Regions from separate parts of the Mus musculus genome. Here region 2 is linked to region 1. Evidence: chromatin contacts called from ENCODE Hi-C or POLR2A ChIA-PET data. All regions are on one chromosome and are shown on one strand. The core of a region is the stretch at or near the end of the contact, and the rest is flanking DNA. Distances in the headings are between cores, read along the strand shown.

Evidence for each region. A loop is a pair of places that touch in the nucleus more often than their neighbours do. ChIA-PET counts read pairs that join two places held with the same protein, here RNA polymerase II (POLR2A).
Region 2: a map of heart shows a loop between it and region 1 (3-fold over the local background). The contact joins the promoter of Mcu here to the enhancer-like site in region 1. A Hi-C loop is called at or near these places in 6 of 37 maps with a recorded cell type or tissue (gastrocnemius, heart and left cerebral cortex). POLR2A ChIA-PET finds 5 or more read pairs at or near these places in 3 of 5 experiments (Patski and embryonic stem cell).

What each region holds. Positions count from the first base shown.
Region 1 is chr10:59,576,614-59,579,664 of GRCm38, reverse strand. All of the region lies in intron 1 of Mcu (mitochondrial calcium uniporter), which reads left to right. Gm40671 (a long non-coding RNA gene) reads right to left here. Exons shown (of 2, transcript XR_871744.3): 1 at 887-3,051. Among named protein-coding and RNA genes, the nearest start is that of Gm40671, 2.7 kb to the right of the region's middle. Within about 2 kb of position 1,629, at least 2 of the 3 ENCODE cell types and tissues checked have a DNase peak (open chromatin) inside an H3K27ac peak, as active enhancers do; they include heart and left cerebral cortex, where a contact is called at or near this core.
Region 2 is chr10:59,615,294-59,618,127 of GRCm38, reverse strand. Mcu (mitochondrial calcium uniporter) reads left to right here and starts at 1,436. Exons shown (of 8, transcript NM_001033259.4): 1 at 1,436-1,604. The coding sequence starts at 1,458.

The DNA.
Region 1 (3,051 bases), core at 380-2,879:
AGGTAGTAGCCACTCACTATTAGATTCAGAACTTAGTGGTCTGCCTTGGTACTCAGGTCTTAGTCACAGGACTTATAAGCACCAGCTGTGACGAGTGTGTGCTGTGCATTGCTAGACTGTTTTAACACCAATAGTTTCCCAGCAGAGGCAGAGAATGTGCTTGAGTCTGCATAATACCTTGTGAATCCTGCACGTTTGAGAGTTTATAATAATAGAACATGACACAGTTTTGAGTTTAAAGCATTTATAGTTAATGGGACTGCAGAAAAGTCATTTTCTGTTATGTATGTCTGCATGCAATTTTAGCTTTTATAGTGAATATATATTACTCTATAAAAAAACAGTTGTAAAGCAATGCTCTTGTTTTGCAAATAAACAATAATACTTTAAAACAGTTACAACATAAAGAACTTAGGTCTGAGGATATATCCCAGAGTTTGCCTAGCTCTGGATTCAATGTCCTGCCTGGCATAAAGTAGGCTTGGTGTTGCCCATAGTCCTGCAGAAAATGAGACGGGCAAATCAGAAGTTCAAAGTTACCCTCAGCTCAGTAGTAAGCCTGGGTTTCATGAGACCGTGTCTCTAAAAACCTGTGTACCAACAGAAACACACAGCTTGTTCCTCGAAGTTCCTAAAAAAAAACAATCCAAACCATAGTCAGTGACTAGAAATCTCTAGGTGTATCAGCCTTTTCATATGCTGGAGCTCAGAAAACAGTGTGCGAAGGTTTCTCGCTCATTTCCTGTCTTTTTCCTGTGTGTCATCCCTCCCTCATTCTCTCCCAAGGCAAAGCACAGAAACTAGAATTCATTCCTCCTCCCCAAGCGAGGTCACAGAAACCAGAGCCCTTTCTTCCAAAGCCAGCCATAAAACCTACAAATATTACCTTAATCTTCCCCTGCTGATCTGTCCTTCTGCTAGCCATAAAGATAAGGCCATGTAGACCAGCTCACAGCGGTCTTGTCCCAGCCTTGGGAGGGCAAAGTACTACACAGGGAGGAAAAGAAACATCTGGGCAGGCTGTGGTCTTTAGCCTTCCGTCATACCTTTTGGTCTACTCATAACTCAACATGGCTGTCTGTGAGTCAGCAAACCTAAGCCTAAAAAAAAAATGTGTGGTTCTCGTTTGGTCTTTGGGTCTTCAATTCTGTAAAATTATGATGAAATATACATGTTCTGCCTCTCTCCTGTTAGCCTGTCTTCCAAGAATGTCAGCCATCAGCCTTTGTGGTGGGCAGGAAGACACATCCTCTTGTGTGTGCCTACATGTGCTTTCAGACCCAAGTGCACACGTGGACGTTGGGTTTGGATATGCGCGTTTCCCTTTTGCCTTTAGCTTGTTTAAGTGCTAGAAAAAGCCTGGCTTTGGCAGATCGCTCTGCTTGCTCAGGGTTACCTCCTGCCTCCGGGTTTGGATTATTAAGTAACTAAATAGGAAATCCTGACTAATTTCTGTGATTCATTTCCTCCCTGACTGCTGCTGCCTAGCATGGCTGTAATGTCAGAGGATGCTAGTTCTAAAAGGAAGCGAGTGGGAGAAAAGGCTGCTATCTCTCGTGAAAATGTTTCCTGCTAAAGCAGACATCTTTGCTGTCCCTCAGATGGCTTCTGTTACATCCTCAGAGACCAAGGGCTGGCCCCTTAATGCATATTGAGTAAGCGGGACTCTGACCCACTCTTGCCTTCTGGGAGTGTTTAGGGAAAGTGTTGCTAAGATACTTCAGTCAATAGGTTGTAAATGGAACCAACCCCAAGCCACACCCTCTTCCTCCACTGTTAATCTTACTAAGTGTTAGTTTAGGATTTGGGGTTATTTAAGTGGCTCAGGCCTCTCAATTTTACTTAAAAATTTTAGGGGGCTTTATTGTTACTTGACGTGGAATTTGAAAACTAAAAAGATGAGTCTGGCAAGCAGCAGATTGGTGTGAACGTCACCAATGTGCTAGAATGCGGGGCACATTGAGTGTTTGTAGGTCTTATGAAAATCATTATTAGCAGCTCTTCCTGTTTAGTTAAGAGGTTCAGTGGTCCTGGCATTGCTGCAGATGCACAGGATGGGCAAGCAGGCTGAGAGATGGAATAAAAGTGTTTACCCCAGATCAATTTTCAGATTTTTTTATGTGTCCCTAGGACGCTTTCAAATTTCAGAGCCAGGCCTGGTAGCACTTGCCTGAAATCCCAGATCTTAAAAGGCAGGAGCAGTAGCAATAGGAGGTTGAGGTTAGCCTGGGCTACATGACACCCTTCCTGAAAAAAAAAAAAAGTATACATTAAACACACACACACACACACACACACACACACACACACAATTTTTTTAAAGAAGGAGATGTTATGCCCTACCACTCTTTTGGAAGTTATCCTGGATTGTAGTTTTATAATTAAAAATAATTAAGTTACTCTTTTTTGTCTTACACAAAACGTCACTAATGTAGCCTAGGCTGTCTTTGAACTCTCAATCCTTTTGCTCTTGCCTTCTGCAGCCCTGGGTAACACGGCTGTGAGGACATGCTTGGCTCCTGGAATTAGGCTTTTTTAACTGATACAGAAAAACATCAAAGCAGAGACTGAGGAGAGGAGGAGAGTATGGGAGAGTTTGGAGGACAGAGAAGGGGGAGCTGTTGTCATTAAATTATAATCTTTAAAAAAAAGCCTTACAGCAAAGCGGGGCTCTCATAGGCTTTTAAAATTTGCACTAATTTGTGAGTGAGGAGGCTTTCAGTATGCCCCTTTTCCTTTGGTTATTTTAGGCTAGACATTTAGCAGTCCCAACAGTAGATAGTTCAGGCATTGCTGTTTGATGTCTGATATACCATGGTAGGAGGAGAAAGTGTTTGGCTAATTTTTGGTTAATTTTGAATCAGAATGCTTTCCTGGGCTGGTTGTTTTAGATATTTCTCAAGTTTCTGCCAAGATCTGTTTGTTTTAAAGATGTTCCCCCGACGTTTTTAGTGTGAAAGGGAGGCTTGTTAGTAAAGTATTTGTGTATCGGTTCTAAATGGCCACAAAGGCTTTTGTGAATATATCTCTTTATTTGTTTTCTCTAAACGT
Region 2 (2,834 bases), core at 187-2,686, 39 kb before region 1:
AGGAACTGCAGGTTTCCTTTGTTACACCACATTCAACGAACCATTGCTAGGAACTTAGTTTCTTGTGTAGTGGTTCTCAACCCTCCTAATGTTGTGACCCCTTAATACATTTCCTCATACTGTGGTGACCTTAAACCATAACACTGTTTTTGTTGCTATCTCATATCTGTAATTTTACCACTGCTTTGAATCATAATGTAAATACCTGTGTTTTAGGATAGCCTTGGGAAACTCTTGTGAAAAAAACTTTTGACGCAAAGGGTCGCGACCCATCGGTTGAGAAACCTTGTCCTGTGGCAAGTCGTGTTTTCAAGAGAAAGTTGAGTGAGGTCAGTCCAAGCCAGGCATGATGGTTCATGCTTGTGATCATAGCACTCAGGAGGCTGAGGCAGGACGATCATAAGTTCAAGGCTAGCCTCAGGATGTAGTATGACTTAATCTCAACAAAAATCCGAAGTACTACAACAAAACAACAACAACAACAAAAAGGGTAATTCTACGCTGGGTGTGATGGTCCATACCTATAACCCCCAGCACTGGGGATGGTGAGGTTGGAGGTGAGTTTGAGGTCATCCTGGGCTACATAGAGCATTGCCGGTCAGGCTGGGCAACATAATGACAGTCCCCCGTATCCCCGACCCCCCCGCAAAAAAAAGTTATTCTCAACTGTGTTCTACTTGCTATCTTAGCAAAATTATGAAACTTGGTTCATCTTTACATGGCTTTATTACATTGCTGGCGTCTTCTGTTTTTGTAGTTTATTTTAAAAGGGAGACCAAGGTCAAACATGGTAACGAACAGTGTTGCTTTTAGAGAGGAATGCGGATCTAAGGGTGCTGGGGAAAAGAATCAGATGTTTCAATTGTGTAGCGTTCTGTTCATTCAGCCCAATGGCAGGTACTCATCCTGGGAGTTTGAAGCTACAACCATTCTACCTAATACCATGCTACACAGCACTGCCATTGGATAACTTTACAATTCAGGGTTAGTCTCGGCACATCCAAATGCTATCTGTTATGGATGCTAACTTTAGACATGCGGTCGAGAGTTGTAGCCAACCTCCTTAAAATGACCAGTTGGGTGCTTAGGCAGACAACTTAGAACACTCAGAACTCAACTCGGAACAAGCTCTGCACAGGTATCTATTTCCCCTAGCTCTCTTATCAAGTCACTTGGTAAAGATTAGCCAAATCGAACGGGCAATCCCTTACTGCTCCATTCCCAGAGGCTCGAACGCCAGAGACCGGTCCCCTAGAATTTGCCCGTAAGGTAACTCTGGAAGTGACAGACAGCCCGAAGCCGGGATTCTCCCGCCTTTTGATTGGACTTTGCAGGAAGCCCCGCCTCAGAGGCTTGACTCAGGACTGCAATTGGCCTAGTGAGGCTGAGTGGCGGGTCTTGGCCACGCCCCTGCCGTCCGCTGCGCTGCCTGGGCCAGCGCCGTTTCCAGTTGAGAGATGGCGGCCGCCGCAGGTAGATCGCTCCTGCTGCTGCTCTGCTCCCGGGGCGGCGGCGGGGGCGCCGGCGGCTGCGGAGCGCTGACTGCCGGCTGCTTTCCCGGGCTGGGCGTCAGCCGCCACCGGCCGCACCAGCAGCACCGGACGGTGAGCGAGCGCGGCTCCGGGGAGGGCGGGGCGGCGTGGGGAGCCGCGGGCAGGCCGGGGCGCCCGGCGACTTCCCTCAACTCGCGGCCGCCCCGGGGTGGCGGGCCACCGAGCCGCCGTGTCCTTCAGCGCCTGCGGCGGCGGCGGAGAAGGCAGGGCGGGCGGGAGGCAGGAGAGGAGGAGGAGGGGCGACAGCAGGGATGTTCCCGCAGGACTGGGGACGCCAGGGCGGGGAAGGCACGGGACTTGAACCTCTCCCTGACCCGCCTCCGGGCTCGGTCCCTCCTTCCGTCGTTTCTGACAGCTTTGCTCCAATGCTCCCGAACTGAGCCCGGTGCAAGTTGTCCCCTTCTCACCTCCTCTGGGCGGGTTGGAGCGTCCGGAGTTGCCGCGGTTGCCGGTGTGTCAGGAGAGTGGCAGTGCCATGCTGCTGGGAACTGTCCCCGGAGAGCACCCCGGGACCCCAGGAGGCTGCTGCCTCGCCCTCTCCCGGCCCCCTAGGAACACGCAGGGAGGAAAATCAAACTTTATCCTTCTCTGATCAGGTCCCCTGCCTGTGCGTGTTCTGCTTCCTCGAGGTGGATGCTGCATTGCTTCAGGAGGCAAACACCATCCCCTCGGGTTCTTAAAGATCCCGGTGGTCCCTTCCGAGGGTTGTGCACGCGTGCCCAAAGGAAGGGCAGCAGGCACAAGAGAGGCGGCATGGCAAGTTGTTCACAGAGGGAGAGATTTAGTGATTCCATTAATCAGTTCTTGCCGGGTTTCATTGCTTGGCAAAGAAGGAATTCTGTCAGTAGCCCAGGGGCGTGTGTATGTGTAGTGTTGGCGGTATGGTACCTGAGCTTGGCATGGAGTTCTTGACCTAACAGGTCAGCAGGTTCCCTTCCTTTGGACTTTCGAGGCCCATATGTGTTGGTCTCTGGCCAACTCTTGAGAGAACAAGTGTAGGTTTAATTTCATAAGGTGAACTTGTGTAGTGTGATGAGAAGGCTCACTGCAGCTGGCCCAATAGAGAAGGTGCTGCCTTCAGCCCGTGCATCATGATCTGTCTTGTTCTGTTTCCCTGTCTCCTAAGAGGAAAGGACTAGAGCTTTGCAGAGAGGATAGCCCTAGACCTGTGGTAGCATAAAATTGTGGGAACGCACTATGAAAAGAACCGAGGCGCTGAGAATACAAGATAGTATTGCTATTATTAGTGGTAGTGATGGACCTGAGCTTCCTTCTTGTGAG